Linked DNA regions of Homo sapiens: all the other regions are linked to region 2. A link is an interaction called in ENCODE POLR2A ChIA-PET data of the cell type or tissue named here. Cell type or tissue: HepG2. All regions are shown on one strand. Each heading gives the region's core, and the rest is flanking DNA. Links, peaks and the distances in the headings are about the cores only.

Evidence for each region. ChIA-PET counts read pairs that join two places held together with the same protein. Peaks named below come from ENCODE experiments on the same cell type or tissue, not always from the same donor. Only the 100,000 strongest peaks of a DNase experiment are listed, where the experiment ranks them.
Region 1: POLR2A ChIA-PET joins it to region 2 with 7 read pairs; 1 of 35 experiments calls an interaction of 5 or more read pairs at or near these places.
Region 3: POLR2A ChIA-PET joins it to region 2 with 8 read pairs; 2 of 35 experiments call an interaction of 5 or more read pairs at or near these places.

Annotation. Positions count from the first base shown.
Region 1 is chr13:94,115,239-94,123,337 of GRCh38, forward strand. All of the region lies in intron 4 of GPC6 (glypican 6), which reads left to right. Among named protein-coding and RNA genes, the nearest start is that of GPC6-AS1, 69 kb to the right of the region's middle. In HepG2, for the core only: a CTCF peak has its summit at 4,400 (motif pointing left); a DNase peak (open chromatin) is centred at 4,493; H3K4me3 peaks cover 342 bases.
Region 2 is chr13:93,762,937-93,771,035 of GRCh38, forward strand. The region is part of intron 2 of GPC6 (glypican 6); the gene reads left to right. Among named protein-coding and RNA genes, the nearest start is that of GPC6-AS2, 91 kb to the right of the region's middle. In HepG2, for the core only: no CTCF peak of the experiment used is centred there; DNase peaks (open chromatin) are centred at 3,095, 4,525 and 5,295; H3K4me3 peaks cover 1,389 bases.
Region 3 is chr13:94,287,541-94,295,639 of GRCh38, forward strand. All of the region lies in intron 5 of GPC6 (glypican 6), which reads left to right. Among named protein-coding and RNA genes, the nearest start is that of GPC6-AS1, 100 kb to the left of the region's middle. In HepG2, for the core only: no CTCF peak of the experiment used is centred there; a DNase peak (open chromatin) is centred at 4,721; H3K4me3 peaks cover 467 bases.

The sequences.
Region 1 (8,099 bases), core at 2,659-6,658, 350 kb after region 2:
CAAATGTCCTCCAGGGGGCCATTTAGCTATCTCCTTTTTGCACCTAAAGGTTTTGTAAAGATTTGAAACGCACTGGTAATGAGGTTTATGTCAGAGGCAAGGGGTTGGTGGGGGGGTGTCAAAGCTTTAGTATTATGTAGGTTCAACTGTTACAAGGGAGATGGTCCCAGCTGAATTTTTTAAGCAAGGGGAAATAAATCTCTTCAAACAAAGGGACTGCTTTTTCTTTCATTCAACCTGATTTCTCTGCCTCTGGGCTAGTCTTTCATTTTACGTAGTCACAGAGAACAGACTCATTGACCCTTCCTCAGGTCCCAAACCAGCTAGTCATGACCAGAATTTGGTGATCTGTAATCCAGGTAGAAGAGATGTGAGGATTTTGTTTACGTGTACACTGGTAGCTCATAGAAACCTGTGTATTCTAAAGGAGAAATTCCTGGCCCAGTAACTGGAATTCCTAAGTTCTCAACACAAACCTACGAACATTTCTATGTGGATGCTTGATGAAGGATATTTATACCATTTCTACTTTCTTAAACTGTAAAAATTAGACATTTTAGCTTTATACAGTTTGTGTAGTCCTATTTATAAATCACATTATAGTAAATAAGAATATTTTTTCAGTTTACAAAAATAGCTTAATATTTATAGAAGTCCTACGGTGATTCTTTTCACTCTCTGAATTAGTTAATTTTACGTATCAAGATTTCTTAATGAGGGGCCTGTATTGCCCCATACCTATTTCATAGAAATATTGTAAGGACTCAAGGTTTAGAAACCCCTAATTTTCTGAGATTGATATGAAAATATAGGATAATTATAAATAATAAGTATCAGCATTAAGTGCTTTAGTAATTTAGTTATAATTTAGTAATTTAGTTATAAATTAGACATTTTAACAAATTGTGTTTACTGGGGAGAGAAGACAAATAGTTAACTAAATAGTTCCTGGATGCTGGGAACTTCATGTATCTTAACTCCTTTAATCTATACAGCACCCCCATTTACCATATCAGTGCACATGAATGAAATGCCTACTACATTCTGGAAGTTGCGCTTGATATTGGTGTTACGGTGGTGAACGAGACAGATACAGCCTCCAAACTCAGAAAGCTAAAGAACCAGAGAAAATTAAAAGAAGTCCCAATTGTCATATGTAAAGGTGCACAAAGGGTTGGAAGGGGACAGGGGACCTTACATATTAACATTTCATTCTGAGCCCCTGAACACATTGAGCTTAGAATTCACATGCATAAAAGGTGGGCAGGCTTTTATGGTTAATAAATATGACCATGTATGGCTGTCCAAAGCCCTTGGTTTCTTTCCTGTCATATTATCCTGCCTCCTTACAATAATTGATCATTTCCCAGAAGATAACTTTCCATTTTAAGCATTGAAACAAGTATGCCTTGAATAAGCAAGTGTTCACATTAGCGCTTACGTTTGTATTCTACGATGGAGAATGAACTCATGGTCTTTCCTATTTCCATCTTCCCTGATGATGATTCTGTGGCTACAGTTGCCTAGACACTGCCTTCAAGGATATTTGAGTGAAGATGACAGCAATTAAAAGGAGTAATGGTTTTCAAAAGCAGTTGTTCTAACAAGCTGCTGCCCAGGTTAGGTGAGCATGTTAACATCAACTTCTTTGTCAACCTTCAAGGCACTGTCATAATGAGTTGATCTCTTATTATTATTATTATTTTAATGAAAATGAGACATAACAGAGTTTGGGGTTCTTTTCCCCCCCAAATACAGTACTATGTTTCTGAAGCCCATGAGATTACTTGAGCATTGGAGTATTTCAATTACCCTTGCAGTGCACTAAGGAGCAGCGACGTTAATATCTTGTTAATTCCATAACAATCATTGTTCCTTACTTGGTATCCAACATAGCTGCACAAGCATTCTGCCTAATAATAAGACTGCTTTCTTCCCCTAAATGATTTATAATGCACAGGAAAATCACTCATTATGGACTCCACCTCACTGACTCTGCTTTTAGCACCAGACACATAGTGTGGCTTGGTCAGAGAAACCCAGGGCTTAATTATAATTCCAAAGGTGTTGTATCCTGAATAATAATTCTATGTCATTAACAAATGGAAATCCCAGGCAATTATTTGAGTAGGTGAATAACATCAAGGGTAGATGTTATAACCAACTTTTATTATTCCTGAAGAAGAAATGTCACTCGGAATTTGGCTTCTATCATTGGTCTTAATTACCATTTACAATATAGGGCTTAGAGAACAATTACCTAAATCACACATGCTCATAAAGAATCATGGGAAGAGGAAGAAGAGGTGGTCAAGGCAAATCAAGTCATCCTGTTTATTGGACTCCTTCATTTGTTGGCTCAGAACATATTTACCAAACACTTGCTCTATGCCAGGTTCAGTGTTAGGACCTGCAGACAAGAAGAGAACAAAGTAAGTGGTAGAGAAAGGAAAGAACACTTAAACTTCAGCAGGCACCATGGACCAACGGTCAATTCTCAGTTCTGCCTATAGGATGCCCCATTTTAGGCCAGCTTCCCATTTATTGCAATTACTCATTGGGGCAAATGAATAACACAAATACATCTGGTTTTTCATAGGTGAAGATGATTTCTGAATATAGATTTGGAGGTTATTGGCATATGAGTAGGAGCATGCTTGGAAAATTATTTTCCTGAGGACATGTAATTTGGAAACATTGAAAACTTTTTGAAATGAAGGTTGTAATGTTTGAGATATGTTTCTGCTTTAACATATCCAAAATGATTTCTAAAGTCCATGTAAAAGGAAGATTTTAATGTAAAATTGCCTATTATTAGATTATTAAAATTATTGAATATGGAAGAAATATGAAGAAGAATGGTGACTGATGTGGTTTGTCTGTGTCCCCACCCAAATCTCATCTTGAATTGTAGTTCTCATAATCCCCAAGTGTCATAGGAGGGACCCAGTGGGAGATAATGGAATCATAGGGGCAGTTTCCACATGCTGCTGTTCTCGTGATAGTGAGTGAGTTCTCACAAGATCTGATGATTTTATAAAGGGCTTTTCCCCCTTTGCTTGGCAGTTCTCTCTCCTGCTGCCATATGAAAATGGATATGTTTGCTTCCCCTTCTGCCATTATTTTAAGTTTCCTGAGGTCTCCCCAGCCGTACAGAACTATGAATCAATTAAACCTCATTCCTTTATAAATTACCCAGTCTCGGGAAGTTCTTTATAGCAGCATGAGAATGGACTAATACAGAGACGATCAGGAGAGTCTTAGATATTGACAGATCTTCACTTTTGCCAATCCCAAATCATTTCATGTGAACATATGGCGTTTCTCCTTCTCTTTTTCTATTTGCCCTGCATTATTCTTTTCTTGTTTCTCATGTCTTGTGTCCCTGTTCAGGAAAACTCATACTTTCTCTTTTAGTCAAGGTTTCTATTGCTTTTTGAAGTTTATTCTCCCTTCTTTAGCTATAGCCACCTTTCTTGAACTAGTTTAAGTTCCTGCCTTGATTTCCTTCAGTGATGAGAAAATTTCCTGTCTCTAAGGGAGTTCAACAGAGTCAGGCTCCCATATGTTGTTCTAGCAGAAAGAGAAACCTACTATATGCCAAAGAAACACTTCCTGTGCTTTACTTCTGCTTCAGAGAGTGTCTCTGGGCATAAGCAGGCTCCTCGACTAAACCTCCAGTAAGAAGTGTCCATCAGCATCACAGCCATAACTCAAATCTAGATATTCAAATTCCTGGCCTGTATATACATTATGTATGTGTGTGTGTGTGTGTGTGTGTGTGTGTACACTTGCATATATGTATGTGTATATATATATACATTTAAAATTACAATATATGTGTGTGCATATATGTATAAAATCAGAATTCTTGTTAATATCCTCATATATTCACTCATTTATTCAATAATATTACTGAGCACCTACTATATGCAAGCCACTATTCCAGGTCGTTGGTATCTAATGCACAAAACAAAGCCTGAGCTGTGTTGGAGCTTACATTCTGGAGAAAAAAAAGGGACAACAATGAAGTAAAAAGTAAAAGATGCAGTATGTCAGTTGGTGATAAGTGCTCTGAAGAAAAATAAAGCAGAGAAGGGAGCCTAGGAGAGCCAAAGGAGGGGTAGGGGATGTTTGCTCCTTTAAATGGCGTGGTCAGGGAAAGCTTCACTGACAAGGTGACCTTTGAGCAGACAACTGAAGGCGGTGAAGGAGCAATAGGGCAGGGGTTGTGGGGGAATAGCATTACAGGCAGGAGAAACAGCAGGTGCAAAGCCTGGAGACAGGACTGTATTTGGCTTTGTCCAGACCCAGGTAAGAATCGTTTCTCCAAATTACACAACTTGGCTGAGGGCAGTGGGCAGGAGAAGCACCATACACAGAAAACACTGTGACCAGTGCCCCCTGGAGTTGTGCAATGAGTCTGCCCTTGCAAGGACACCAGTGTGGCTTGAGTAGAGGGAAGCGAGCCAGATCTCAGAGTGCCTTGTAGACCTGTGTAAGGACTTTGTTTTACTCAGCAGTATGCTAGTAAATGTTTAACAATCAGCTCTTGGGGGAATGAAGGGGAAGAGATTTGACTTTGATTTGTAGCATTTGTCAATTGCTATAGTGGAAACAGTCACACCAGGGCTGAGACTAAGCAGGACGTTGCTGAATGTGGAGCTGGGAAGGGAAGTGCAGCGGTACCAACGCTCATATAGTATTTCTTACATATAGATAAAATAGATGTAAATAGCTGCAAGAGCATAGATGATATAGTAAAGCGTAATAGGAAGGGATGAGTTTTGAGAATGAGTTACCTATGTTTTAAATATAATGTATATAATTATATGTTTATGTAATTTAATTTTTAAGAATGGCTGCGTTTCTCAAGCTTGCAAAATTTGTCAGCTCTCTTGAGCTGGTATGAGCTGGCTTCAGCACACCACTGGATTTCCTCGGAGTGAGGGCTCATAAGCAGTAGACATACACCACCAGACTGTAGAAGGATCGCAGTGCTGTTCTGAAAACAGGTGATAGGTGGTCAAAGGCAGGAGCAGGGAGACCAGTGAGGAGGTTTTCCAAAACCTTTAGGATTCAGCAGAAAACATTTGGACAAACCCTGCACCTGCCCATGGTTTCCCTCCCAAGTAGCTTAAGAGCATGAGAGTATGATCCTGGCCTTAGTCACTTACCTTAATTCCTCTATTCTTAAAGGCCAGGTTTCTTCCGGTTAATGTTTCTGAAATCAGGATTAAGTTGGGATGCATCTAGAAACTGATCATGTACACTTAATACATATGGTTTCTTTTTTTTTTTTCCCCTGAAAAGCTGGTATGAAATCAATGTGGGTTTAGCAACTGATAGCATTTTACAACTGAGAAAACATTCTGTTTTGCTTTGTGAACCACAGAATTGATCGTAGTATTGTTTGTGCCCCCACAATTGAATACAACTGATAAAGGCTTTGGAATATAAATATAGACTTTATAAATAAAGCCTGAGGAAATTGAGAGTGTTTTAGTAGGAAAGACAAACACTAAGATGTGGGGAAAGGTGTAGGAGGAATCAATGAATCAGGTGTTCAGGAGAGCCAGTGAGTTCTTCTCTGATTAAATAAGATAGACAGCCATCTAGGGATGTGATTTAAGGAGTGCTACCTCCCTTTCCCAACAGCCGGCAAAGACAGATTATATTCCCACTAGTTCAGTTCTCTGGGCTTCAAGCATTGTCTCTGGGTGATCTCTGTTAAAATGTCTGAGAGTGACCCAGGAGGCAAGGCACATTCACAGAGGGACCATTAAAAAGATTAATGGGAGGGAAACACCCAAAGGAAATGAGGCTAGAAAATGTTAATGGAGAATCAACGCTGGGTACAGATCTAGTGCAGAGTCTTTCAGAGCCTAGTCATGACTAAACCTCTTTCAACAGGTCCCTTTGACTTCAGCAAGCTTACACCACCATGTGCTGTTGGGGTACCATACCTCTGCCACACCACTTTCTTCCATTGTAATGACTGCTTATCTTCATTCTTGTGTTCCCAGAGTGGGCCCTGTAGAAGCACAGGAATAAAGACGGTTGGCATTAGTTTTACACAAAACCCACAGATTAATTCTACCTTTATTGTTTTCTCTCTAGCCAAGGATAATTACTTTTGTATATTATCCTATCGCACTTTGCAGTTTTTATAATGTCACATCCAAATCTCAGTTTATTAAATAACTCGAAACACAAAAGTCATTCAATAAAAATGTTTTTCAAGCAGTAATTATCCCTTAGGAAGAAAAGTTTCATTTCTATAACTGGTAAAAATAATTTAACGTGAATATAATGGACATTGGATGATTATCATCTTTGAAATTAGGATACACGGCAATACTTAACGATATATTATCTGTTAAGCGTTATCAATTTAGATGAGGGCTGGAAGCCAACATGATTGTGAACCCAAATAAAACATAGACACAGAGATATTTGTAACTATCCAGTTATTAGGTTAGTCATCCAGCTGATTTTTTTAAAGATTATCATCAGTACTTCCTCTTAATCTTAAAATAGAGCTGTACATTGCACCTCTCCAGGGTCTGTGGATTTCTATTGAATCAGCATTGTTCATGTTCAAGATTCTTCACACTCAGTAATACAGGAGTCCTTGGGCTACTGTGCTCCTCCTACCCAACCACTCATTCCATGCTTCAGCACAACTGTTCTGATATGAGTCATATCTTTATCTACTAGGATTCAGCATAAGATTTCATTTGGAAAAAAGAGTCTTGGTGCTACCGTTAAACAATTTTAAAACTACTGGTCTAGTTTATGGGGCACCCTAAAAGATAGACTATGTCTGAATGGAATAGTGCTTGGAGGGGTAAGAAATAATGTGAAAGGTCCTTCTTGCAGGATTATTATATATAAATAAAAAAAAGTTTTCTATTTGTAAGAGGTATAAAAATGAAAGCCACAATTTTTTTTAAAATATAGAGAATACACCTGATTTTTTGGAAACTACTGTGTGCCATGTTTTGTGTTGGGCACTTTGCAGGCTTTTCTCATTTAATCCTCTATGAAGTCTCATTTGACTTCATTTTATGGAGCAGGAAAATTAGATACTCAGATTGTTCTGCCTGCATCTAAAGTCAGGTCCAGTCTGACTGCGTTTCAAACTCTTGGAACCTCTGACATTTACTCAATATTTTAAAGTGTGTATTATAAATAACTGTCTCCCTGAGGTGTGTTAGGTTTGGCTTTGCCCAAAGTTAGTAATTAGGTTGGATGACCAGTCCTGCAACTCCAGCCTGTTGGCCAACTTTCCTATTTGATCTGAGACTCGTTACAGGGCAGTTTTGGCATGGGTAAGAAAGGAGATGAGAAATAGATGAAACCACACTGCAGGATTAAACCTGAAATGTTATTTGGTGGAAAAAGTATTCCCAGGCTAAACTCTAGTTCTTTCATTCACTACTCTGCACACGTCATAAATCAGCCAGAAGAGAGCTATTTCCATATTTTAAATTGCTGCAAAAATCTCTCCAACTTCCTCATTTTGCAGATAAAGCTTCAACATTATATGAAGCAGTGTATGTTGAATTTTAATGCTTACTTCAGAAATCATACTTACTCACTTTGTGTGTTTTTGACGCTCTTCTTACATGCAACCATGACCTAATTTGTTTGCAGAACATGTTTACTTCTGTAGTGGTTTATTATTAAAATGTTTCTAAGCTTCTGTCTTAGCTATTTAGAAAGCTAAAGAAAGAATCCCTGTTGCCTTTGAATAATGTATTGGCCCTTGCTAATATCTTACTGAAATAGCTCAAACCCAGTTTAAAAAATCATTTCATAATATTTTAGCCATTCTCATATATGAGTTATATTATAAATGTCATAAATCTTTTCAAAATGTTAAAACTTAAAAAAACTGTGAGACATAGACAAAATACTATTAGTAAATATTTAAGTATCAATATTTGAAAACGTTACAGAAATATGCTTTAAAAATATCTACAATGACAAAAATATATGAGCTAGAAAATCCTTAAATTAAGTCTGAGCTATAAAATGTAGAGCCATATTAAATGTCACTTTGCATTCAATTTGAAGGAAAAAATTAAGAAACC
Region 2 (8,099 bases), core at 2,393-6,392:
ATACGACTGACAAGCTGTGAGTAATAGAGTGCACCTTGGAAAAGATTTATATTTGAGGCCCAGTTAGCTGGAGTGCTTTATACTTTTCATTTCTCAATAACTTGACTGGAACTAAGACAGTCAGTTATTTCCCAAATTCTCCGTTTTCATGATAGGATAATCAATAAAGAGCAACTATTAATTCAGTGTCGCTCTGATATACTAGACTAGACAGTTTTACTATGTTATTGATTACTTCTGTAATTTACCACTGGGGGTAGACACTCTGAAGGTCATTAGACATAGGTTGCTTCTTAGTGATGCAAGTTCACTTGTGGTAAGCAGAGGTTTTGTTGCCATGATCAGCTGGACTCTTTGATTCCCTATGATGCATGGAGCAAAGAATAGCACAATTTCATCAATCATACATCACATTGCATAGCCTACAATCAAAGGGCAAGGTGGTGAGGTGGCTCTTTCTGTGCAGATGGAGTTCTCAGAATGAAGCCCCAGAAGGGCTACTTGCCCCTATCCTCTCATATCATAGGACTTTGGGTAGCCCCCAGCTGTTTCCCTGCACCTACTCTCTCGGAGAGGTTTTCCATTACCATCAGGCATCATTCAAGGAGTTCTCAAGAAATAAAGTAATCTATGTGATACAAGTTTCAAATATAGTCCTCAAAGACATCCTGGACAACTGTTCTTTCCAAACTCCCATGATTTATCATAGGATATTTCAGCCAAGACATCTTCTGATTTCTAAAAAGAAATATCTGTCAGCAGAATTTGTGCACTTTGTAAATTATCTGCTTTCCCCCAATAACATGTTGCTGTGTTAGCATTAACTTGCTGACCCTACGCTTTCTCCCCAAGATTTGAGATGTTGGAATAATTAGCAAACCCTTCATCTTTATTTTTTTTTTTTATCTAGGCCATGCTTCACCCTGCAAGACTCTCTCCTTTATCCCATTCCATAAATATCTACCACACATATTCTATGTGGCTTTCCTTGCATAGAATGTCAGGAAACACTGTCTATACCCTTGTTTTAATAAGTTGTTGTCCTTTCAAACCTTTGCACTTATATCACAGATCGGATCTACTGATTCCTTTTGAATTCCTCAATAGGTACCTCCCTGCCAATCACCTAAGCACCTAAAGCCCAACTATCCCACTTTCTTAGAGATACTCCTCTTAATTTAGATACCTAGTCCTAAGCTTCTAAGCCTCTAATATATAGTAGACCTTTTGCTATATGTTAGACCCTTTGCTATGTATTTTGTAAGATTGGAGGGGTCTGATTTGTTGAGGAGAGGGGAATAAACAAATCAGACTCCTCCAATCCTACAAAATGCTACCTTTCATTATATGCAACAATAGCATTTTTAGGAAGTGATGTGTTTGTAATATTTTGTTATATTTGACCTTGCCATTTTTAACATGCCTTTATAAAAATAATTTCTTATGTGGATTGGTTTTTCAAATGGACCTTGATAACTCCAAACATTTTATTTTAAACTTTAGTATAGTGTTTGGTTCATATCTACTAGGAATAAATTAATTAGTGCCACAGATGGACCACCAAAATTTGAGACTTTTTGGGATATTTTTTGTACCTTTTTTTTAAAGAATATGAAAGTTATTTATGAGAAAAAAATAAAGATGTAAACACACACACACACACACACACACACACCACACACACTCACAAAGGCCACCTATAACCATATTAATGACATATCTATGTTAACAAAACCATTGTGTGAGGTTAGAGGCAGAAGGGGTGCATGGTCAAAGCCACAGTTAAAAGAGCAACAGAAGGAGAAAATATAGTCCTGGAAGACTAGAATTAAGTCATTCAGAAAAAACTAATACAATGTTTTTATTTATTTATTTATTTTTTAGACAGAGTCTTGCTCTCTTGCCCAGGCTGGAGTGTAGTGGCGTGATCTCAGCTCACTACAAGCTCCGCCTCCTGGGTTCAAGTGATTCTGCTGCCTCAGCCTCCCGAGTAGCTGGGACTACAGGCGCGTGCCACCACGTCCAGCTAATTTTTTGTATTTTTAGTAGAGACAGGGTTTCACCACGTTAACCAGGATGGTCTCAATCTCCTGACCTCGCGATCCACCCTCCTCAGCCTCCCAAAGTGCTGGGATTACAGGCGTGAGCCACCGGGCATGCCCACAAGATTTTTTAAACAATTCATAAGCATATGTTTTTATAGGTCCATTTAGATATACCTAGATTCTCTATGTAATTGAAATAAACACATTTTTATAGACCATAGACCATTATCTTTTTATGAAAAAAGATAAATTGTCTGGAAAGACAACTTTCCAGATAAGCTGTCTGGAAAGACAACTTTCCAGATAAGCTGTCTGGAAAGACAACTTATTTGGTTTAAGTATTAGAAATCTTTGTACTTATAAATATATGCAACCAGATGTTACAGTTGATAAAGATGCATGAAAAATGGCCAAACATAATATTTAAGGATTTTACTAAGGAAGGTTTAAGGGATATAAATTTCATTTCTCTTCCATTAATATATACTATTTATATTATAAACTTTTTTAAAAAAAATGAGATGAGTTTAACTTACATTTTCACTTCTGTGCCTTCTAGAAAATAGAATCATATGGAGAAGTCAAAACTTTGTCACAGAATTAATGTATGCCCCAGGTTACCTGCATTATTCATAGTAAGGTTAATCTTTGGGATAATTATTGTCCCACTTAACAAACATTCACAGTGGTAAATTACATAGCACCCTAAAGCTACAGAAATACAGGACAATTAATGAAATGCAAAGGTATCTGATCTGATTCTAGTGCTGACCTCTTAAAAGTAAAATCATTGCTATTATTCCTGTTAAGAGAATTTTCACTTCATGGAATGGGCCTGTGCCTCCAAGAATAACATGGAGCTGTTCTCAAGTTGTTTCACTTTTTTTGAAAGTTAACCTTTTGATATCATGGATAAAAGTTAACATTTGTAAAACTCAAGCTGTTAGCCCAAATGCAACCTTGCCTCCTATGTTAGTACATTACGTCAATGACAAATGAGCCATAAGTTTCAACTTTACAGTAGTAGTAGATACCTTGACCTTTGAGACCTCACTCAAGTCATACCATGGGTGTTCTGATATTTTGGTGGTGTTTGCAGTCATGTGCAAAGAAAAGGCTATGTTTTAAGTTGTATAGGTCTTAATCAGTACAGATTTCTGTTCCTATTCAAATATAAACTTTATAAAAATTTTCAGAAGTTATTCAGCAAAAGAATTAAGAATTCAAATGATGCCGTTTTTAATGAAATTATAAAATTGAAGGAGATCTGCAGATGTCTCCTGAATCCTTGGAAATACGACCAAGTCATAGTGCAGTCATTAATGGATTTTGCATGGGTAAGTTTCAAGTCTGAAACTTTTCCTTTGTTAAGAAGTCCAGTTAATCAATTGCATTAAATTAAAAGATGAATGAGCTCTAGAGATCTGCTGAATAGCATTGTGCCCATCGTTAACAATACTATATTGTGCATTTAAAATTTTGTTAGGAGGGTAGATAATATGTTAAGTGTTCTTACTATAATTTTATAAAAGGTAAATAAATAAATGAAAATAATATACTGCCAATGGAATTTGAAATAAAAATTTAAAAAGAGTATTGATAGATTTTATATTATGTCCAAGGAAAACTATTTTAAGTGGACTTAAATTTGGGAAAGGAAAGGAAGAATGATACAAAGACATACTGTAAGTATTTTTATCATTATTTATCATTAAATATATTAAGATATTCTCCATAAGCATTATTACCAAAAAAATTCTCTTTTTGGGCATCTTGTTGAAACAGTCCCGTAAAATAGTATTTCATGTGACTGGCTTCATTCTCATGAAACTAAACCACATATATTTAACTATCTCCTTAAGCTTAGCTTAAAACCAAATATATATAATTGTTACTGGTGGCCAAAGAAATCAGTTCATTTTGGGTCACTCATTTTAGCTGAGTGGACATTCCTAATGGATTAAAAAACAAAACACAGTGCTTTAAAATGCACTTAATTTTTTTTTTTCCCCCGCGGTGGTGGTGACTCTGGGCTTCTTCTGCAGTGCTTTAAGCTAAGCTCCCCAGAACTAGTGTTGATATTGTTTCTTTAACATTAATCTTCAGTGACATAATTATTTCTTTTTAAATAATCAGTATGCTAAGCATTATAGGACTGGGAAGCTACTGACTGAAAAGAGATGTGCCGTAATGAAGGTACTCCTTTTTTTAGATAATTTCGGCTGCTTATCAGAACAGAAGCAGCTGTATTTTGGACTTACTTAGAGTTGCTATTTAATGCACCATGAAAAAGCAACAAGTGCTCCACCAGAAAAATCATGTTTTGTTGAAAGAAGTAAAGCAAAATGAGTTTCAGCTCTATACCACGGAAACTCACAAAAGTAGGGGAAAGATCAACTTGAGAGTATATTTTTCGGTGTTCGAAGTCAGTTAAAAAAGCAAATTTGTACTTTGAACTTAGTGTCTATTGCCTCAGAGTAAAAATATTTTTAGAATCCTTATCAGTCAGAAAATTCTCTTCTTCAAACAAAATGAACTGGAATGTAGAGCTAAAATAACCCCATTTTAGTTTGTGGAATGGCTGTTGAGCCTTTATTTTTACAAGCAAATGGCAAACGCTTGCTCCAATGTATAGCTGATGCAAATTAAGCACATACTCTGTTTCATAAATGAAGGGGGAATTATTGGAAACACTCTTGCACTGATCAGTAAAAACCGATTACCATCAAAGAAGGGCCTGATTACTAACCACCATCTTAGTGTTTAGCTGTACCGTCTGGCCGGCTCAGAGGGGAAAATTTGCTGAGCTTAAAAAATGTTTATTCTGACTTTCAACTCATGCATGTATAGAACACAGATGAGGAAACATCTGATGTCCTTTGGATTCTTGTTGTTAAACAAACGTTAACTCATCTTCAAGCAAAAATTTAGTCGTTTTTCTTTTTTCCCCCTCACTGATTTGGTTTCTTAAGCTATTGAGTTACAAGCACTATGGAAATAAGCACTAAAAAAAAACCTAAGGGTGATTAGAGCCCTTAAAAATATCTGAAGGATAATGCTGACCTCATGTTTTTTCACATACACTTTGATCTAGGTGGAATTTTATTATTGTAATTTAACTCATGTGGCGTGGAGGCCACATTCAAGGCACAGACCTGAGTGCTTACTGGAGACAGATGAACTCAGGACTTGCCTGTGCCTGGCTGCAGCACTTTTGCTCTAACTCATGCCTTGTCTATGGATGGCACTGCTTTTCCCACCGTTTAGTGTTGGTTAATTATTGCCAACCTGTAGAGCAAATGACTCTGCTTAACAGTCATTTTCCCTGAAAACCCTTCCTTGATTATTCAAGATTAAGTCCTTAGTGTCACAAGTTTACCCATTCCATAGCACGTACAGTTGTCATCATGATTTCTTATTCGATTACCAATCTTACCTCCCCAAGCCTGTAAACATAATTCAGTGACTGCATTTTTATTCACCACTGTATTCCAGGTCCTAAAACTAACCCTGACACATACCGGCCACTCGGTAAATATGGGTTGAATGAATGAATGAACAAATGGACAGAGAAATGAATGAGACACCTTCTCTGTCCTCATTTCAGTTTAAATTTAGGAACAAGGCATGAGTAAAAGTGTGAGGAGACAAAGCAGAGGAAGGCAAGTGCTGAAAGTTATGATCGCGTGCAGTGATGGCCATTAAGATGATCTTCGTACAGGAATTCATACAGGAATTTTTTTAAAGATAAATGCTGGCTTATGCAGGCTCTGAAGACTTATTTTTTATATCCATTCTTAATTAAACTAATGTTGAAAATAGTACACATTTATGGTAAAAAGCCTTCAGTCCTCTTTGGGGGTCATTTATTTGCTTGCTCTCTGGGAAGCTTCTTTCATAAAAGGATGCCCTTTTACTAGATCCCAACTGGGAGCTTTATGGGATTATTTTTTTCCTACTTAACAAAAGTGGGATTTAAACTCTAATTTCCAAAAACATAGTGGCTAGCTAAAATTGGTATTGATTTAATGTTCTGGGTCAATTTTAAGTGATAAATTAACATTAGCAAAAAAAGAAGTTTCTAAATTCTGTAAATCACATGGGATTTTTCATCGGCTCATTCCCTTACAATCTTTTTCTCAGGGATAAGGTTTTCTAAGTCAATATTTTCCCAAATGCATGCCCTTTTGTCTTCCATTAAATATGGTAGTCTTTGTTTCTTCAATGGCCATGTGAGAACAGAAGGAAAATTTCTTCTCAGAGAAGACAGAGCAAAGTAATATTCTTGCCAAAAGTTATCACAGTTTAATAGCAAGAAGGAATGTACACGTCTCTAAACAAAATGTGCAATGCTTTCTGATGCTGACACCATTTATTTAGTCTTATTAAATAGCTGGTAAAATGATCCAAGTTTCAGAGAAACACAAGCTGTGAGTGGCTGCTGCACGTGACAAAAAAAAAAAAAAAGACAGCCCCAAAAAGCAGCAGGGAGAAGATGTGCGCAGAGTCTGGGAGGATCACCTTTCTCCACAGCTTTCCCTTCCAAACCTCCAAACCCAGGCACTGCTTTCCTCTTGCACTCCTCTTCTCCTGATATCCATTCATTCACCTTATTTCTACACTCTTACCCCTTCCATATTTTTAATTAACTTTTCTCTTTGTGCTTGCACACTTGCTTTGCTTTGCTTTCAATCTATAGTTATTTTATGGGTGGCTTGGCACCTCAACCAGATGGGAATTAAGTGGAAGGCAGAAGTTGGCTTGCACACACAACCTCTAAATAAATGCAGGCCTGGGAAGGATGATTCATGCTTTACCTGTATTCTTTCAGCTGCAGTCAGTGTTTTTCCAATCTTGGTAGGCACCAGCATCACCTGGAAAATTGTTAAAGCAAAACATGCTTTGACTTGACTCCAGACATACTGGGGCTTAAATCTCTGTATTTATTTGCCAAGTAGTTCAAAATTTAGTAGTTGGGGGAATGGGATCACCAACCATTATGGTTTGCCAAGGAACGAAGGATTTCCTGAGCTGTGTGCTAAAGCCTGAATACTTCTGAGTAAATTGAGACATTTAGTTACCCTATTTAGGGTTGAAGATGAGGGCCAAAATAGTGCATGCATCTGTCTGCTTTCCATCTTTCCATCCTAATTATTCTAAAAAACCATACAACCCCCACTTTTATGGGTATAAAATAGTTATGTTACTTATCTATTTTTATTTTTGCATATTTTTTAGTTATTGCGTGGTTTATTACATATAATGAGAGCAACAATCTCATAACATTGGTTTTAGAATTAAATGAGATAAAATATGTAAAGCACTTAATGTAATGCCTGATACTAAGTGTTCAATGAATGTTACATATTATTTCTCTTTAGGTCCAAAGGTATTTATTTTCTTCTTGGCTTCCTGGAATACTAATCTTTGGTAAAGGAAGTTTCTCACTGGTCTCCTAAGCCGGCAGTGGTCTGAGGCATGCCACCATTTCTTTGAGCTGTGATGTGTTATATCATCTTCTTCCAAGACAGGCCCTCTTAGCTAGTGTGCTAACTGGACTTTCTCTCTCTGACTCAAAGGGGCTGTGCCTCAGAAGCTTTGTGGAGGTAGAAAGGCTTATCCACACTTCCCATGATAGGAGAGGGATTCTACCCACCTTCTTTCTGGATTCTTCTATGGACTGTAATGATTTCTTCCTCAGTAGTGTCTATTCCCAGACCCAGCAACTGCTTTTTGAAATTTGCTTGCAGACATCAACCCTGCAACTCTCTATCTAGTTCTCAGCACTTCAACTTAAGGCTAATATTAGACCAAGACCCACTTCCTCTAGAAATAAATCCTTTTCTCCCCCATACTTTCTTGGTCAAATAAGGTTACAGACTTATTTGGCACTTACTTAAGTAGTTTTTTTTTTCATCCTTAGGATGGTTCTCAATTTGTTGACTGATGAAATCATAAAACGTAACGTAACCCTCTAGGTAGCAGAGGATGTGCTTTGTAACATCATCCAGCACTCCTTGTTGCATTATCCTACAGTCTCAGTAATCTGCATTG
Region 3 (8,099 bases), core at 2,659-6,658, 520 kb after region 2:
AGGAGAAGAAAGAATCTGGCCTGGGTCCCTTTTTCTCCATGGGAGATGGATGAGCTAGAGTTTCATAAGCCTTTTTGGGGGTTTTAATGAGCTCAGTGTAGCCTGTGTAAAGGAGGATGCTCCAAATTACCATCACCTGTTGGGGAAATAGCACATTTGGGGTTTCCATGAAAGGCCATTTTCTTTCTTTCCTGTGGAAAAAATAGCAATCATCCATTCCTCTCAAATCTATGCCTAGAAACCAATTAATGTTATTTTGAAAGGCACGGTATCCCGTTGGTGCTCAAGTAATCAGGTGCTAAGATTGCTAATGTTAAAAACAGCTCTAGAGACTAGGACAGGAGGAACACATGGACAAAATTATCTGCAGTTTGAGACCATCACAACTTCTTAGAAGTAGGTGTCTGTTTCCATTGGTGCGTGTGCATACATTTTCCAAGTCAAGTATTCTTTTCTACCCTTTTCATTCCATTCATTCATTCATTCATCAAATATTTTTTGGGAATCCATGTGGAAGACATGGCTTTGTACTGGGGACAGGAGTGAATAAGGCACCATTCCAGCCCTCAGTAAGCTTACTTTCTAAAAGGAGAGACAAGACACTGAACAGATCAGCAATTATATAAATTAATTAACATAACATAGCACCAGACAATAATAAGTAATAGGAAGAAGCTTCTCCTCCCCCAGGGCCTGGACATATTTGAACAGGAAGTTTCTATCACTTATTATATATTTTTTTCAAGGAACCTCAGTTTCTCTAAAAGCAACAGCTTCCTCACTGGTCTCCTGGCTTCCACTCTGGAACCCCCTCCAATTTATTCTTCATCCAGTAGCCAAAGTATTTCTACAACATCAATACGGTCATGCACCACACCCACCTCCCTCCATGTCCCCAGTCTCCCACTTTGCCTTTCAGTGGCTTCTTTTGTACTTAGAATGGAATAAAACTCCTGCAAGCTCTTGCATTATCTGGCCCCTGCCTACCTTCTAACCTTGTTTAATACCACTGGTCCTTTTGTTTACTTGTTCAGCAACATGGTCTCTCTCTCTCTCAGCTCCTTGAGTATACTTGTAGCTCCTCTCTTCTGTAATGTTTTTCACTCTTCTTACCTTTCAGTATGTCCATCTTGCAATTCTCTATCACAGAAATCTGTCACAGCATCTATTATATATATTTGTTATATATATATAACAAATATATATATAATATATATAATAAATATATATATATTTGTTATATATATAATAAATATATATATTTGTTATATATAATAAATATATATATTTGTTATATATAACAAATATATATAATAAATATATATATTTGTTATATATATAACTAATATATATAACAAATATATATATATTTGTTATATATATAACAAATATAGATAGATAGATAGATAGATATATAGATAGATAGATAGATAATATATATATGTATTTGTTTGGTGTTTGTTCCCTACAAGTCTTCTCCTGACTTCACTCACTAAAACTCCATGAGTGACTGGGATCCCAGCTGTGTAGCTAGAACACAGCCCAGCACTTGGCACATAGAAATTGTAGGCAGATGCTTGTTGAATACATAATGAAGAAAAAAAGGAAATGCACCAGTGAGTGAGCTGCAAACAACTGTTAAGAAATGGACCCATTTCAAGCAAAGAAACCATGCCTTCTCAAGTCCGACAGAGCTTAAAGGTAAAAAGAAAAAGAAAAAAAGAAACCACTTCTGTAATAGTTACACTGTTTGTCCTCAACCAGTTTGTCTTGAGTCTGCTGCATGGCTGGTCATTTCACTCCTGCACCCTGCTTTCTTAGTGGAGTTACATTTCTTCACTTAAAACTAAAAGAGCTCCTTTTTTAGGAGAGTTGGCCTGTTCACACAGGGAGATGACTGGGAGGCCAGCTTCAAGTTTAAAAAATGTTATTTCTGAGAGCATAGTCTACATACATGGAATCCAATGTCTGAAATCACTCCCACAAAGTTTTGTAGTGTAACAAGTCAGGGTAACTAATGTCACTCACCGCCATACAAATCCATGGAATTTGTGGCACAGTGTGGAGGTTAGACAGTTAGATGTTCCTCCTTTACATTGCTACTGGTTCCCTATGTCCATCCAAACCTAGAAAAATAAATAAATCTTTAATAAAAGGAACACAGGACCAGATATCAGGGGACCTGGATTTTAGGTATGTCTAGTTTACTCACTGATATCACAAAGACAGATTTTAAGTTCTTAATATATACTAAGTGTTGAAATATCCCTTAGTGCTCCATCCTCATCTATAAAATAGCTAGATACAAAGAAGAAATAATACGGTTTTATGGAATATCTTTGCAAATTAAAATGGCAGTTCTCAAGTTGGGGTTCATGGTGTTCTAGGGGCCCCCATGACCACTTTGAGTTGTCTGAGAAATCAAAACTATTCCTTATGATAAAACAAACAGGATTTGCCTTTCCCCACTATGTTGATGTTTGTATTGATGGCACAAAAACAATGCTAGCAGTTTAGTATGAATCAAGTCAGTGGCATAAAAACAGTTTTATTTAAGAGATATTTAATGAAGTAATAAAAATCATTAATTTAAAAGAAGAGGCAAGGTGTGGTGGCTCTCACCTGTAACCCAGCATTTTGGGAGGCCGAGGCAGGAGGATCACTTGAGTCCATGAGTTCAAAAGCAGCCTAGACAACACAGACAGACTCCCATCTCTATAAAAAATAAAAATTAGCCCAGCGTGGTGGTATGAGCCTGTAGTCCCAGCTTCTTGGGAGACGGAGGTAGAAGGTTCACTTGAGTCAGAGAGGTCGAGGCTACAGTGAGCTATGATTATGCCATTGCACTCCAACCTGGGCGACAGGATGAGACTCTGGCTCTAGAAAGGTAAAAAAAAAAAAAAAAAAAAGAAAAAGAAAAAAAGAAATTGGCCCAGTGCAAAGAATCTGCTAACTAAATGATTATCTTCTTTAAATTTATTTTTAATTGTCAAATAAAATTGTATATACATGTGATGTTACAAGATTGTTTTGAAATATGTATACATTGTGAAATGGTTAAATCAAGCTAATTAACAAATGCATTGCACCTCACATATTTATCATTTTTTGTGGTGAGAACACTTAAAATCTACTCTCTCAGCAATTTTCAAGTATAAAATACCTTGTTATTAACTATAGTTTAGGTCAAGTATTAAAAATTCTTCAAGAGATCAGATGGGCTATTTATTACTAGAATGCAAATTAGACATTTTTGTGGAATTTTTCCAACTACATTATTATAGTATTGCTGTTAATAAAGAATGTACTTTAATATGATACATATCTTTGTAAGAAATGTTAAAATCAAGAGTAGAAATAATATAGGGAGACCGGGCATGGTGGTTCACACCTATAATCCCTGCACTTTGGGAGGCCCAGGTGGGCAGATCACCGGAGGTCAGGAGTTCGAGACCAGCCTAGCCAATATGGCGAAACCCCGTCTCTACTAAAACTACAAAAATTAGCTAAGCATGGTGGTGCATGCCTGTTAATCCCAGCTACTCAGGAGGCTGAGGCAGGAGAATCTCTTGAACCTAGGAAGCAAAGGTTGCAGTGAGCCAAGATTGCACCACTCCACTCTAGCCTGGGCGAGAGAGCAAGACTCCATCTCAAAACAAAAAAGAAAAGAAAGAAAAAAAAAAGGGATAATATAGGGCATGTAAGAGTCCACTCACATGAGAGGACACAGGACCAAGGGTCAAAAAAATGACAGAAACAAAATAGTGTGTCTGGTACGGCTGGTACAGAGAAAAGAGGACGCAAGGAATTAAGGAAGAGGAGAGAACAGCCAAACTTTTCAGGAAAGAGGGAAAGGAAGCCAGGAGCCTAATGTGGAAGACGGAGTTAAGGAAGAACTAAAGCCAGCTTTAAATATCATGGAGAGGTAAAGTGGTTGGAATTTAGACAAATTCCATGGGAAACACCAACAGGATTTGCTGGTGGAACAGATGTATTCTGAAAAGAGATTTTATTTCATCAAGGGAATGGAATTTTCTTTTAAATTTAGAAATCTGTAGTTTCATTTTCCATATAAGCCACATCCATGAAATTATAATACACATGAACTAGAGTCTAAAATCTATATTCTAGCTAAGAACTGGGTGATTGAATTTATCTTTTTTTTTTTTTTTTCAAAGAAACCCTGGGACACTCTTGATAAACAGTCTCATCACATTTGAAGTTCTGGATTTCCAGACTGAGGCTGAGAAATTACATAACCAGAAATATGGTTAACTTCTGAGAGGCAAGCTCCAGGTGAGGCCAGAAGCTAACTCCTAATTAGGGCCAGATATCCTGAGAGTTGTAAAGTTTAGAAATTAAAATAACTTTTTCCTCTAGGATATGATTGGCAACTTCTCCTTTGGAAATCATTTATTTTATTAAAGCAGTTACTATTAGAAGTCATTCCCAGAGCCTCTTTCAGAAAAGCAACAATATTTATAACTGCCAACTCGTATTTATTGAGTGCTTACTGCCAGGGACAATACTAAGTGTTTTACATGGTTTCTATTGTGTAATATTTATAATAGTGCTTGTGATGAGATAGAGCTCCCTATTTCGCAAAGACAGAAAAGTTATTTTCCAAGATAGAGAAGTTAGGTGACTTACCAAGGTCTCACGGTGCAAAGGGTAGAAGAGCATCTGATTCCAAAGCCCATCTCGCTAATCGATGCATAACCCTAACCCTAACCCTAATGATGTCAGTGCCCACTGAGTCAATCTCACACAAGGGCAAGGTTCAGTAAATATTTGCTGAATAGATTAAGTATTAGGAGAAAGTTCAACAGCCTTCAGCAAAACCTGCAATGAGAAGGTAAGGAAAAGGTAGCAAAGCCAGGACGACCCAAGCTCCCTCCTGCCTGATTCCCTTTACAACTATGCCTAGTACTTCCATATGATAAATTCTAATTAAATATTTCTCTTATCCAGCCCTGTCATTCATTGCTTCCAACCTCTCCTAGAGTTTTGATAGTACACAATATAAAATTCTTCTTTCTCTCTTATGTATCTCTTATGTATCTTTTTTCTCTCTTATGTATCTCTTATGTATCTCTCTTATGTATATGAAGGCCAAAGGTGAACACAACACAGTTTCAGATGGGATATCTCTTTCCCCAAACTCTCACATCATATCTAGGAGAAGGAATAGCTAATCTTTTCCTGCCTAATAATTGAGATCATGAATAAGTGGGACTTAGAGACTAAAGAAAAGATTTATTCTCACCAAGTATGTTCATGCTTCAGTCTTGTCTCAGATCTGTTTTTATAGGGACTGTCAGATCCATTTTCTCTCCTATTTGGCCCACAAGGAAGCTATTAGGGATGAGGCGCATTGAGATTATTTCCAAAAAATATATTGGCTATGCCTAGTTGTATAACCAAGTTAGAATATTTTGGTAATAACATGACGCTCATTTCAAACTGCATTTGTATACTTTTTGTACAATATTATATGTATGTATACATTTTTAAAGACCAGGGGCAAGAGCATATTAAAACTTTCCCAATTTCCTTTTGAGGAAAGAATCTCCCAGTAACAGTGACAACCATGGTTACCCTTGGTTGAACACCTGCTGTATCCTTTCAACAAATACTCTACCAAGTACCAGGCACAAGGAATACAATACAGAATGCTTTGATTTGGCTCTGTGTCCCCACCCAAATGTCATCTCTGAATTGTAATCCCCATAATCCCCACATGTCAAGGGAGGGAACTGGTAGGAGGTGATTGGATTACGGGGGCAGTTTTCCCCATGCTGTTCTCGTAATAGTGAGTGAGTTTTCACAAGATCCAATGGTTACATAAGTGTTTGACAGTTCCTCCTTCACACACTCTCTCTCACCCACCACCATATAAGACACGCCTGCTTCTCCTGCCATGATTTTAAGTTTCCTGAGGCCTCCCCAGCCATGGGGAACTGTGAGTCAATTAAACCTCTTTTCTTTGTAAATTACCCAGTCTTGGGCAGTTCTTGATAGCAATATGAAAATGGACTAATACAGAGGACAAGACAGAGTCCTTGCTCTGGTGACATCTTGGTCTTTCTAGATGCCTTATGTATTTATTTCAAATCCTCACAGCACTCTTGTAAAGAACATTCATTTCCTTATTATACAGGTAAGAAATGTTAAGTCTAGAGAGATTAAGTAGCAAGCCTGAGGTCGTGTAACAAACAAGTGGTGTAACGGGGATTGCAGCCCAGGTCTGTCAGATTCAAAGACAAAGACTTTCCCAGCATGCCATGCTGTTTCCTCAGTAATTACCTTCCCACCAGCACCAGATAGACTTCAGCCTTTGAGGAGCCAGCCATTTAAGGGAGGACTGTTACCCACAGCGTACTATATATAGGGAACCTATTGATAAGAAATGTAGTTGTTAGTGCTTCAAGCCCCAACCAAGCTTACTACATTCACCAATTTCAATCCTCATCAAAGGCAGGGAAGAGCCTTCATTATTCCACTATCTTCCACAACCGCAGTTACCCAACAGTTCAGAACTTTGCAGATTTGTGGAAATTCCCCAAGGGAAGGGAGAAAAAACCTGAATCTCTGCCTTTGAATTTCAGATGTGTTGATAACCTTCTTCCTATCCTATCAGGGAAGATGAAACTGATCTCACTAGATATCATTTAACTATATTCGGAATAATTTCAAACCTAATATCTAGGAAAAGATTGGTTTGTCAGAGATAATCTAAATTAAGAAGGAAGACTTATTACATTCCAATTGAAACCATCCATTCAATTAATTCTTACTACCGACGAGGGTAGAACCCATTAAAGATGAGCAGGATGGCCTTCAGGTACTTAATTTTCTCTAGACAGTTTTTCCCAATCCACAGCTCAAATGAAGATTAAAAAAAAAAAAAAAAAAACCCTAAGAGAACAGAACAGAGAATGTAATAACTTCTGTCTCTAGCTATTGGGGCTTAGTTTCCTCATCTGTGAAAGGAGGGGTTAATCTAAATGTCCCCTACCAGCTCTAATAGTTTATAGTTTTATGAACATTATAGCCTTGATTATTACAGGTTTCTTTTTCCAGCATCCAGATCTTTTTTTTTTCTCCAGATCTTTTTCCTTTCAAAATGTTCGGGGAAAATAATATCTTGGAAATTCAGATGGAGAGAATATCTTCTTTCAGATATCAGGATTAGTTTAGAATTTAGTTCAAATAAATATATTTTTGTTCCAGTATCATTTATCTGTTTTTTCCTTTGAGCTCCTGTATTAGCATGTCCGTTGTAAGGCAGTGAGCATATTATTCCTTTTTTTACGGTTATTTTTGTGCTTACTTTCTCCTGCCCAGGATTATAAATTATTTGAGGACAAGAGTTACATCTTATTCATTCTAACATTCTGCAAAGAGTCTTCCTAACACATTGTTTTACACATGGAAGAAGCAGTACATTGTGCTGAGTTGAATTCAGAACATGAAAATATAATGCCAGAGAGACTTCCAGCGATAAGGAATAGAAAATACCTTAAAATGTACTTGAAGTTAGTCTAGTATTCTTTAGACTAGGATAGCAGTTACCAGGTCAGATTTTTGACATGAGACTGACATGGGATCTAGTTGTTCTATGTTGTGTGATTTGGGGCAAATTTTTTATCTGTCTAAATTAACTCACATTAAAAATGAGAATGACTATAGTACCTACTCATAAGGTTGTTTGAGAGCACAATGATATAATCCATGTAAAATGTTTACCATGGAGTAAGTCAAATCAAAACCACTCCCAAAGGCTAAGCATTTTAATTGCTATTATTAAAAATATCTATGGTACCTAAATTCTAAAGAGCACTGACTCATTGGTCTTGTCTCACCTATGATAGTCTGTGGGGTTGTTTTTAGCACCTAAGGTCGGAAGATCAGACTTGCAATCCACACCCCTTCATTAAACCCATGGATGTATGGTGTTATTTTTGATGGCAGGGAATCACTTAGAAAGGGAGATGGATCTCTAAATAAATGTCTATGAACAAGGCTTTTAGGAGAAAGCAGGCTCAAGGGAAGGGGTAGTGCAGGAGACTGTGTCAGCAATCCAACTCTAGTCTGTG